2 separate regions of the Mus musculus genome follow, and region 2 is linked to region 1. A link is a loop called in an ENCODE intact Hi-C map of the cell type or tissue named here. Cell type or tissue: heart. All regions are shown on one strand. Each heading gives the region's core, and the rest is flanking DNA. Links, peaks and the distances in the headings are about the cores only.

Evidence for each region. Hi-C counts contacts between places; a loop is a spot of excess contacts. Peaks named below come from ENCODE experiments on the same cell type or tissue, not always from the same donor. Only the 100,000 strongest peaks of a DNase experiment are listed, where the experiment ranks them.
Region 2: it touches region 1 in a loop (5-fold over the local background); 3 of 42 quality-filtered maps call a loop at or near these places.

Annotation. Positions count from the first base shown.
Region 1 is chr5:142,957,454-142,962,827 of GRCm38, forward strand. It overlaps Fscn1 (fascin actin-bundling protein 1), which reads left to right and starts at 2,902. Exons shown (of 5, transcript NM_007984.2): 1 at 2,902-3,827. The coding sequence starts at 2,996. In heart, for the core only: a CTCF peak has its summit at 2,898; DNase peaks (open chromatin) are centred at 2,908, 3,558 and 4,708; H3K4me3 peaks cover 3,181 bases; H3K27ac peaks cover 3,477 bases; H3K27me3 peaks cover 917 bases.
Region 2 is chr5:143,033,009-143,038,382 of GRCm38, forward strand. The region is part of intron 13 of Rnf216 (ring finger protein 216); the gene reads right to left. Among named protein-coding and RNA genes, the nearest start is that of Gm43380, 3.3 kb to the right of the region's middle. In heart, for the core only: CTCF peaks have their summits at 3,242 and 4,349 (motif pointing left); DNase peaks (open chromatin) are centred at 1,258 and 2,483; H3K27ac peaks cover 1,581 bases.

The sequences.
Region 1 (5,374 bases), core at 99-5,098:
ATTTAAGCCTCTGTTCTGAGTGCTGGACCCAAACTCATCTTAAGGGAAAACCCAAAGAGCCTTTCTGTGGTTTCCTTCCACAACTGTCTTTCAATGTGTGTATGTGTGCACGTGTGTTTGCTTGTGTGTGTGTGTGTGTACTATGTGCATGTGTGTGAGCATGTGTGTATATGTATGTGCATGAGTGTGTGTGTGTGTGTGTATACATGTGAGCATGTATGTATAGGCCAGAGGTTAGTGATGGGTAACTTTCTCCAGAGCTCTCCACCTTAGTTTTATTGTCTGTGTGTGAGCGGCTGTGGGCACTGTACACCACAGCACATGTGTGGAGGTCAGAGAACAACTTGTGGCTGTCACTTCTCTCCCTCTGTGTGGGTCTAAGACCTGGATCCAGCGCTTTCGCTTGCTTGAGACATCTCGTTGACTAGCTCCTCCGTTGTTAACACAGGGTCTCACTATGTAGGTCCAGTTATCTTGGAATTTGCTCTGTAGACCAGGCCGGCATCAAACTCAGAGATAGACCTGCCTTTGCCTTCAGAGTACTGGGATTAAAGGTGTGCACCACTACCACCCAGTTTAAAATTCTAAAAAGATTTGTGGGTGCAGGGATTTGAGGAGGCCAGGAGAGACTGTTGGATCTCTGGGAACTGGAGTTAGAGGTGGTTGTGAGCCCCCACGGGTGCTGAGAACTGAACTAGGGTGCTTGAGAGGAGCTCGCTCACTGCTGAGCCCCACCTTAGATTTGAGTCCCTCGTACTGAAGCTGAGTTCAGTGATTTGACTGAGCCGACCGCTCAGGGTGGGCTTTTCGATGTGCACCACAGGCCTGGCTTTATAGGTGAGGTCATGCTTGCACAACTGGCCTTTCTTTTGCATTTACGTGTGTGTGTGTGTGTGTGTGTACATGAAGTGAGAGGGGGCAGTATGGGAAGGGTCAGTGGACAACTTAAGGGAGTTGGTTTTGCCTTCCATCATGATGGTCTAGAGACTAAATTCAGCCCCTCAGCCCGGGAGCGTGCCTTTACCCTCCGAGCTCCCAGCTTTGGGTTTTTGAGGCAAGGTTTCATATAGCTTAGGCTGGCCTGGCATTCAAGGTCATCTCAGAGGCCTAGGATGACCTTGTGTTGTCGGTTCTCCGGCCTTTACCTCTGGTGTGCTGGCGTTTGCCTTACCACACCCAGGCATCCCCCATAGCTTAAGCCTAAAGCTCTCGGATGGCCAGCACGCCCATGCCCTGACGTGAAGTTCAGTGACTAATCAATACAGAGCGTTCACGGAGCCCTGACACATAGCAGCATTGACTTAACCTTAACAGCCTGGTGTGTAATGAGGCCAACTTGTCCGATTCTGCCCACGATGCGATGCTCTGGGTTAAACAGGTTTGAACAGAGTACCGGATGGCAGAGAGGGCACCCTCAGTATCGGGTTTTGGCTGTTACTGCTTCCAGTCTTCTGACCTGCTCCCTCAAGGCTGGTCTTAAACTCAAAGCAATCCTCCTGTCCCTGCTTCTCAAGTTCTGGAATTACAAGTGTGACTCACTGTACCCAGGAATATGTGTCTTTATTACAGAGGAAGGAGAGCTCAGAGAGTGAGAGTAACCTGTGCAAAGTCCCACAGCAGGAGAGGATGGCTGGCTATCGGCCGCGAACTTGGTGACCTTTCCTGTGACCTCTAAGGGAGGAACTAGATGTCCCAGCAAGGATTCTAGGGACTTGTCAGGACTGACCTTTGATGATGGGAAAGCCATGCCATCTCCCCTTCCCCTTTGATGGTCGCTGGAGGGGTTTGCCTGGGACAGAGATGCGTTTGGACACAGATCACCGTGAAGACTGGTCAGTTTCAGTACCCTGCCCAGCCTGTGGCTGGGAAGGGCCAGGGGCCCAGATCTTGTGGGCAGCCTGGGGTAGGGCCAGCATTCCAGGGGCCTGCCTGGCATGTGGGGAATGTCCCAGGAGAAGTCTCAGTCCTCCAGAAACTCAAAGGGAAGTGTTCTTACGTGGGGTGGTGTGTGGTGGGAGGTGGGAGGTGGTGTTTGTGGGAATGTCCCTCTGGTCTGGAACCCTGAGGGGCTGCAGTTAGGAGGTACATTGGGGCTGTGCCATTCTAGGGAGCTGACCTGCTTTTCTGATGTCTTCATAAACAGAGACCACTATTCCTGCCTTACCTACCCTGCTTCCTGGTAGACCAGCACCCCGGGGCTTGAGCATCACCACAGTAGGGACTTTTGTGGGCCACTGACTTGGGCCACAGTTACCACAATTTATTTAGAGTCAGCAAGGTGGCTGTACTCTATGCTGACCCGGGAATAGAAATCTCGGTTTCTGCTCAGGAGGCCCAGGCTACAAGGCCTTGAAAAACCCTGAGGCGGGCGGGGCAGGTAGGGCTCTGCATGCGCCTCTCTAGAAATTAACCTCCTTTCTACCCCAGACCCTTCTGGCGTCTCTGGCTTCTTCAAGGACCGGCTCTAAGGCTACTTCCTGGTACACCCTGGACCCTCCCTCCATCCTGAAGGGATCATTATCTTAAACCTGGTCCTTCCCATCGACTGGGTTTGGGGGTAGGGGTGTTTCAGGATGGCCTCAGAGAGCAGGAGAAAGTTGGAGATCAGCCAACTACTGCAGAGCACGACTGTGGAGGAACAGTTAAATGGACTAGCAAACACGAACGGGCCAGAGGCAGAAGGACTGCTATGAGTTCGAGTCCAGCCTGAGCCACACAGATACTTCAAGCCTAGTCTGAGTTACAGAGTGAAACCCGGTCTTAAACCCCAGAAAAACACTCCGGGGAAGCGCAGGGGACCGGGCGCGCGCTGCAGAGCCCCCTCCCCGGCAGGCCCGGGTAGGGGCGTGGCCACGGTGACGTCATCCTCCTATAAAACCCTGGGCGCCGCCGGGCTGGCTTTGTGGAGAACTGCAGCGGGCTAAGCCGTGTTGAACAAAGGAGGTCGGGCACAGCTATCCAAGCTCCCGGGGCCACCGGGCCGCCCTCCGCCACCATGACCGCCAACGGCACGGCAGAGGCTGTGCAGATTCAGTTCGGGCTCATCAGCTGCGGCAACAAGTACCTGACAGCCGAGGCGTTCGGGTTCAAGGTGAACGCATCCGCTAGTAGCTTGAAAAAGAAGCAGATCTGGACGCTGGAGCAACCTCCCGATGAGGCGGGCAGCGCGGCCGTGTGTCTGCGCAGCCACCTGGGTCGCTACCTGGCCGCCGACAAGGACGGCAACGTGACCTGCGAGCGCGAGGTGCCCGACGGCGACTGCCGCTTTCTCGTCGTGGCGCACGACGACGGCCGCTGGTCGCTGCAGTCCGAGGCTCACCGGCGCTACTTTGGCGGCACCGAGGACCGCCTGTCCTGCTTCGCGCAGAGCGTGTCGCCGGCCGAGAAGTGGAGCGTGCACATCGCCATGCACCCGCAGGTTAACATCTACAGCGTTACCCGCAAGCGCTACGCGCATCTGAGCGCGCGGCCGGCCGACGAGATCGCGGTAGACCGCGACGTGCCTTGGGGCGTCGACTCGCTCATCACCTTGGCCTTCCAGGACCAACGCTACAGTGTGCAGACGTCCGACCACCGCTTCCTGCGCCACGACGGGCGCCTTGTGGCACGGCCGGAGCCCGCCACGGGCTTCACGCTGGAGTTCCGCTCCGGCAAGGTGGCCTTTCGCGACTGCGAAGGTCGCTACCTGGCTCCGTCCGGGCCCAGCGGCACCCTCAAGGCTGGCAAGGCCACCAAGGTGGGCAAAGATGAGCTCTTCGCCCTGGAACAGAGCTGCGCTCAGGTGGTGCTGCAGGCGGCCAACGAGAGGAACGTGTCCACGCGCCAGGGTGAGTTGGGGACATGTCCCCTCCCTTGGGTCCTGACCCAGTGCACAAAAGCATCTCTGCACTCCTTCTATTTCCCTATTTCCTCCTGGGCTCCCTTTAGGCTCACAGGCCTCTGGGCTCCGCCATGAGGAGGTGGGCTTCTATTTTGAAAGATCTGATCTCACCAGATAGCCTTGGCTATCCTGGAACTCGCTATGTAGACTGGGCTGGCCCCGAACTCGCAGAAATCTTCCTTCCTGTCTCTTGTGCTGGGAATAAAGGCATGTACCACCCCTCTGTTCAGGACGTAGGCTTCTTCTGCTGGGAGAAGGTGACGTGGGGAAGTGGGTAAGGCCTAACACATTCTAAAGCAATACTGTCCACCACCACCCCCCCCCCCCCCGGCTGGGGGCGTGGGACTCCATAGACCTAGCTTAGATCTTCTCCGTTTCCTCTTCCTTCCCAGTCTGAGCCATCCCCATTCATGAGCCGATTCTTTAGGATAGGCTGTCCCAGGTCTTGGAGAGGAAGGGTTCCCCCTACACCCCCCCTTGTTCATTTCCTCGTGCGTCCTCTCCCGTTTCGCGGGCCTTTGGCTGGAGGGCCAGGGGACAGTCACCCCTGCCCTCCCCGCCTTAAATGGCGAGATAGAGGAGGTTGGAGGGGCTTTTGATCCCGGCGGGGTGTGCTGGGCGGGGTCGGCCCTGCGACTCTTGGTGGTGGTGGGGTTGTCCGTAGGGGCTTCCCCTCCCCCACTCCATCTCCCCTCGCTAAGGCCTGGCGCTCCGGGCCGCGGCCTTTGTGAGCAGGGGGGCGGGTCGCCACGGCTGGGCCCTCCCTCGTCCCCTTTGTCCTGCTAAGGCTCTGCAGATGGGAAAACCAGATGCGGCGGAGCTGGGGGAGGGGATCGGCTTAGGCGGGTCCCTCTGCGGAAGAGCCACCCCCAACCCTCCAGGCGTTGTCCCTGGTCCAGGGTTCATTGAGAAGGCGCGGAGTGAAGCCGCCTGGCTCTTCCTTCGCACCCCGGCTGGCAGGCGGCGTGGCGCGGGTGGCTGCGCGCCAGGCGCCCTCCCTGCCCTCCTATGCACGCCTTGCGGTCCGGCACTCGGCGGAGTGTCCCTCCAAAAGCCTCTACTCTCGAGTGAACCGGTCCCCAAGGCCTCTCTGGCTGGGAACAACCGTTTGCAGCTCTATTTGTCCCCATCCAGGGCCTCCAGCAGGCTGGCAGGCCATTTCCGACCGGCATGGGCATGGTACAAGTAGGCGCCTCCTTTCTGGCGTACCCCCGACTCTTCAAAGGGTCTTTGCTGCCTGCTGGTAGGGGCTTGTGAGATCTCGCTTCCTTGGTTGGGAAACTGAACCCCAGGCTTTGGAGATAGCTGGATGGGAGCCAGTCTGTGGGGAGGAAGACCCCCCTCCCCCAATGCAGAGGGCAAAGCCTTGGGTGGGGCCTGCTTGAGTTTGGCTGAATAACGCTCAGAAAAGTGCGACCATTTGCTTACTGTTACACAGTAAGTCAGCACCATGCTGAACTGGGTGTACTTGATGCCAGAATGTTCTCTCATTAT
Region 2 (5,374 bases), core at 259-5,258, 76 kb after region 1:
ACTATGAGAATCAATGTGGCTCAGCTAAATCAAAGCTCGAGCAGATTCAGCAAGCTTCCTTTTCTGGTGGAAGTCACTGGAGGCTCCAGGGACTTCCTCTCTCCCAGGCACACCAGCAGAAGGAGCATGATCCTCACCCACAAGTTCAGTAGCTGGTGTGTTTGGCAAACCAGGGAGGGCACAGTGACATGCCATGACATAGCACGGATGCATGCACATGTACCCAGTGAAAGAGGGTGGTGACAACTCATGAGATCTTTTATTTTACTTTTGTTGTTCGTTTTTGACACAGGGTCTCTCTAAGAGCCCTGGCTGTGCTGGAACTATGTACACCAGACCAGGCTGGCTTCAAACTCTGAGAGATCCACTTGCTTTTGCCAGGAGTGCTGGGATTAAAAGACTGTGCTACCATATCCTACTAGTGTCTTAAACTGAAACTCTTCGAGGAACATATACCCACACAACTGATAGAGTACTTCCCCAATCTGGAACTACACGGTCTGGTGAGGTGCCTTTCCAGGCTGTCAGCCACAACACCCAAGTATCCAACATTCTGTACACCTGAATCAAGCAGTTCAACAATGAGACATATTCCATAAGTTGAAATTTCAAGGAGCACAGATGGGCTTCATATTATAAATAACAATTATTTCAAGGTCTGGTTTATTACAAGCTGGGTTGGTGCTACTTGAGGGTGGCAAGAGGATTAGCAGTTTGAGGTAAGCCTGGGTGATACAAGGAGACCCCATCTTTAAAAAAAAAAAAAACCAAGTAAGAAAAATAAAAATAAAGCTGGTGTGATAGTTCAGTGAGTAAGCGTGATTGATTGCCTGGATTTGCTCCCTGGGACCCAAGGTGGAATCAGAGAACTGATCTGACGACTGTCCTGACTTCCACATGTGCTCCATGGCACAGGTCCCTGCATCACACTTGTGCAAAGATATACATCACCAATAATGATAATATAAACTGAGATTCTCGTGTCACTCTTTTAAATTTTACTTATTAGGTATGTCTGTAAACACAGCTTACATTAGCATGCCCACATGTAATTGAGTGGAGAGTCCTGAGAGACATGCATGGAAGACAAGCCTATACAGTTACTAAGCTGCTTCTGCCCTGTGACAGACACTCTCAGGGTTAAAACACTGTGAGTGGTATAGGATGGGGGCTGGTCTGAGGCAGGGCAGTTCCTACCACATGTTACAGCTGTAGCAGTGGGTGTGACTCAGTGTCTGCCTGCTGTCAGGCATGGCACAGGAATAGCCATACCCACTCAGCCCAGAGGCTGGAGAGGTCTGAGGGGTGACATGTTGTGGCTGAAGGTGCACAGGAGTCAGCAGTTGACAGGAAAGGGCACGCTCAGGCATGGCAGAGGAGCAGAGTGGTGGCTGGGGCAGGAAGGGGTCAGACACTGAAAGGAGACCTGGATTAGCAGGCTGCTGGTGCTAAACGCTACAGGCAGGAGCCAGAAGTCAGGCGGAGTGGAGAGAGTATGAGGATTTGATGGCTGAAGAGGCAGAAGTGGAGATGGTGGATCTGCTGCCCCCTTTGCTCTCCCTGGGTCCTGCCTGCCCATTGTGCATATAAACTCAACCCAGGTTTACACATAAACACAAGCATTAAAAAAAAATCTTTAAAAAAGGGTGGGCAGTACCCAGATTTTTAGAGCTAGAAATTTCAGAAGCCAGGTACTTAAAATGCAAACACCTTCACAAAGGGTACTTTGCAAGAACATCCACTAAGTATTTTTTGGGGGGTGGGGGCCATTTTTTTAAAAAAGATTTATTTATTTATTATATGTAAGTACACTGTAGCTGTCTTCAGACACCCCAGAAGAGGGCGTCAGATCATGTTACAGATGGTTGTGAGCCACCACGTGGTTGATGGGATTTGAACTTCGGACCTTCGGAAGAGCAGTTGAGTGCTCTTACCCACTGAGCCATCTCACCAGCCCCCTTGTTTTCATTTTTAATTACATGTATGTGTACCTCTATGTGCACAAGTGCAGGTGCTCTTAGAAGCCAGAGGCATCAAGTTCTGCTAGAGATAGACTGGAGTTACAGGTGGTTGTAGGATACCTGATGTGGGTGTTAAGAACCTAGAAGAGCACCACGTGTACTTAGCCCGTCTCTCCTGCCTCAAGTGCTCTTAGTTCATCCTCACAGCAACTCTGTGAGGAAAGTCCTGCACTGTAAGTCCTGCACAGGTGCGTGTTTTGAAGGAAATGAGAAAAGCAGCTAAGACAGTCATGTTACTTGGCCAAGGCCATGGAGCTGTAGGCTTGCTCTTTCCCCTCTATTCCCACGGCTTCCCTATGTGGGATCTGTGGGCAAGAACAGGTCATTGTTTAGTGGAAAACTCAAGGTATAAGGGCACAAGGCAAGCTGCGAGGTCCCAGTGGAATCTCATGTGGAGGCCACAAATGGGCCATTGGCAAAGCTGCCTGGTCGCAGCTGCACAAGACGGTGCTTCCTGAGAATGGCCCAGTGAACAGCAGGATGGAATCAGACCAAATCTGAGGCTATTCTTTTTTTAAAGATCACCATAGAGCCTGCTAAACAAAGTAACCTTAAACTGGCCACAAGGAAGTGGCTGTTCCTCCCACCTTCAGTGACTCTGCACATCTGGTGGGACAATAGAAAGAAGCATGGACAAAGAAAGGCCAGAGCCAAGGATCAGCCAGTCACTCCTCATGACGCGACAACCCTGAACCTTTCCTGTGAAAACTCATCAATTGTCTCTGCAATAGTGGCTAGGACTCTGACCATTAGGATTTTTTATTTTTGTGATTTGGGAGTCTCATCATATAGCACAGACTAGCCTATAGCCCAGTCTTCTTGTGTCTGCCTCCTGAGTCTTAAGTTAAGACAAGTGTCACTGTGACCAGCTGTTTAGGATCTGCTGGTGATTATGATTACTACTATCAAAAAATTGGGTCAAAGTTCTGGTTCAGGGTGATATTTGAAATGGCAATGATTTCTGTATTGAAAGGAATGAAAAGACTCTTCACTCGCCCATTCTTGCCTCTTCATCCACTGCTACTGAATGCCAATCCATCTGTCAGGGCATCTCTCTGCAAAGGGCTGAGAGAAGGGCATTATGAAGTCCCGCCCTCTCCATCTTCCTTTAGGATTGTGGGCCCTTATCAGGTCTTGGGGTTCCCTGAGAACTGAGCATGATAAGTTCAGGCCAGGCAAGGGAGGCACTGCTGCTCCACCCTGAGGTTATCTGGGGAAGCTGTTGCATACAGAGAGAATGGAAGGGGGACTGAGGTGTGATTCAGACCTGGAGTGAGGAGCCTGGAGAATGGCCAAGGCCCATAGCCTCTTGCCAGTGACCACATCCTCTACATCAACCCATGGCTAGATGTTTCAAATACCAGAGAATCTGGGAAACCTTGATGACCCTGAATTTTTGGGACATTTGGCTTACATGCCATTACAGTATTTCTCCTTATCTTCCTTCGTCTTCTCCCCCCCCCCCCCCTTGGATTTTTCAAGACAGGGTTTCTCCATGTAACCCGGGCTATCCTGGAACTCATACTGTAGACCAGGCTGGGCTCAAACTCAAAAGATCTGCCTGCCTCTGCCACCTGAGTGCTGGGACTAAAAGGGATGCACCACTACCACCTGGTATGGTCAAGTTTTTTATTATAATTATTATCTTTCATTATTTATTTAAAAGATTTCTATTTATTCTATATATGTGAGTGCACCATCACTGTCCTCAGACACACCAGAAGAGGGCATTGGATCACATTACAGGTGGTTGTGAGCCACCATGTTGCTGGGAATTGAACATAGGACCTCTGGAAGAGCAGTCAGTGCTCTTAGCCATCTCTCCAGCACCTATTTATTATGTATGTATGCGTGTATTTATTTACTTATTTATGAAAAGGTCTCCTTGTAGCTCAGGCCTTGTATCTATCTATCTAGTTTCAACTTCCCAAGTTACAGGTTCTATGTTCCTGCTCTTCTCCCACTTTTTCTAAAAAGTGGTACGTGACAACCAGCTCACACCTTTCCAGAAGTTGCACTCTACATCCAGGAGTTTTCCCTGCTTCAAAACAAACCATTTCTCAGAACTTCAACCTGGGTGTGGTCAGCTAAGTGCTGCGAATCTTGCATTCATCTTGATTTTCTCTTTAGCAAAAGGGCTTCTGAAGGAAAAGATTTCCCTTAAGTTTTAGAAATGTTATTAACACACACTAAAGCTGAAGTGTGTGTGCACTGGACAGATACTGCACTACTTCTCAGTAAAGGAACCACTCAGCATCACTCCCCATAAGGCTAGAAAGTCAAGCACCTCTTTCAGGAGGATCTGGGTTTCTGTCTTAATGCTGCCCTCTAGGGACAAAAGAGTGTAAGAGCCATTTGGTTTCCATCTACCCTGCTTTGGAGACTGGATATCACTTCTAGGGATATCAGAGTCACAGGACGGCTTTCTTCATTACAGTTGGGATCAGGGTTCTGAGATAAAGTGGCTGGCAAAGCCTTCCTGGCATTAGTAACAGTTCAGTTTGCCTTTATCAGAACTGACTTCATGTCAAACCCACCAATTCCTCCCCAGAAGTTAATAAAAGCTGAGTCTGGTTTCTCTGAGGTCCTTCAGCAGATTATTGACAACACCTGGACAAGCAAACATTTACACAGAAGCTTACAAACATCCACCTGAGTTCCTTCTAGGCACCATAGGTCCTATTCTGGGGATAAAAAAGAATCTTGTGCCTGCCAGGAAGTTACACTGGTGGGGGATCATGACATGTTAAATAAATGAAATACAAATAAGACAGCATTATAAGTACTAAGGGGATAAATTCAGGCAGGAATGTCGTAAGGATTAAGGTAGAGGGCTGAAGGTCACAGTCACGAGGTGGATGGTAGAGAAGACCTGTATTTGAAGTAAAGAAGTAAGCTAAAGAAATGCTAGACAGGCATCCAACTGGGATATATTAACTAACAGTTATCCTATTGGTACAGGTGAGTTTTTGTCTATATTTAGGCTGGAAAATCTAAATATAAAACTGGTGGCTATATGTTTCCTAACTATGTGCATCCTGAAGGCTCAAGCCCCATCTTGCTGTCTACTACTATCTTTTACATTAAGAACTGGGCTTTGGGGAAGAGGATCTGTCCTGGCTGAGCCTGCTCTCCTGTTACCTGACCACGATCCCCACTCAACTGGTTTTTTTTTTTTGAGCCTTAAGAAAATGGAATCTCAATGCCAGGCAACTTTAATCTCTGCATTTGGGAGGCAGAGGCCAGCGGATCTCTGTGAGTTTGAGACCAGCCTGGTATACAAATCAAGCTCAGGACAGCCGTGGCTCTGTTATACTGTGAACCTTGTCTCAAAAAAGCAAACCACACCAACC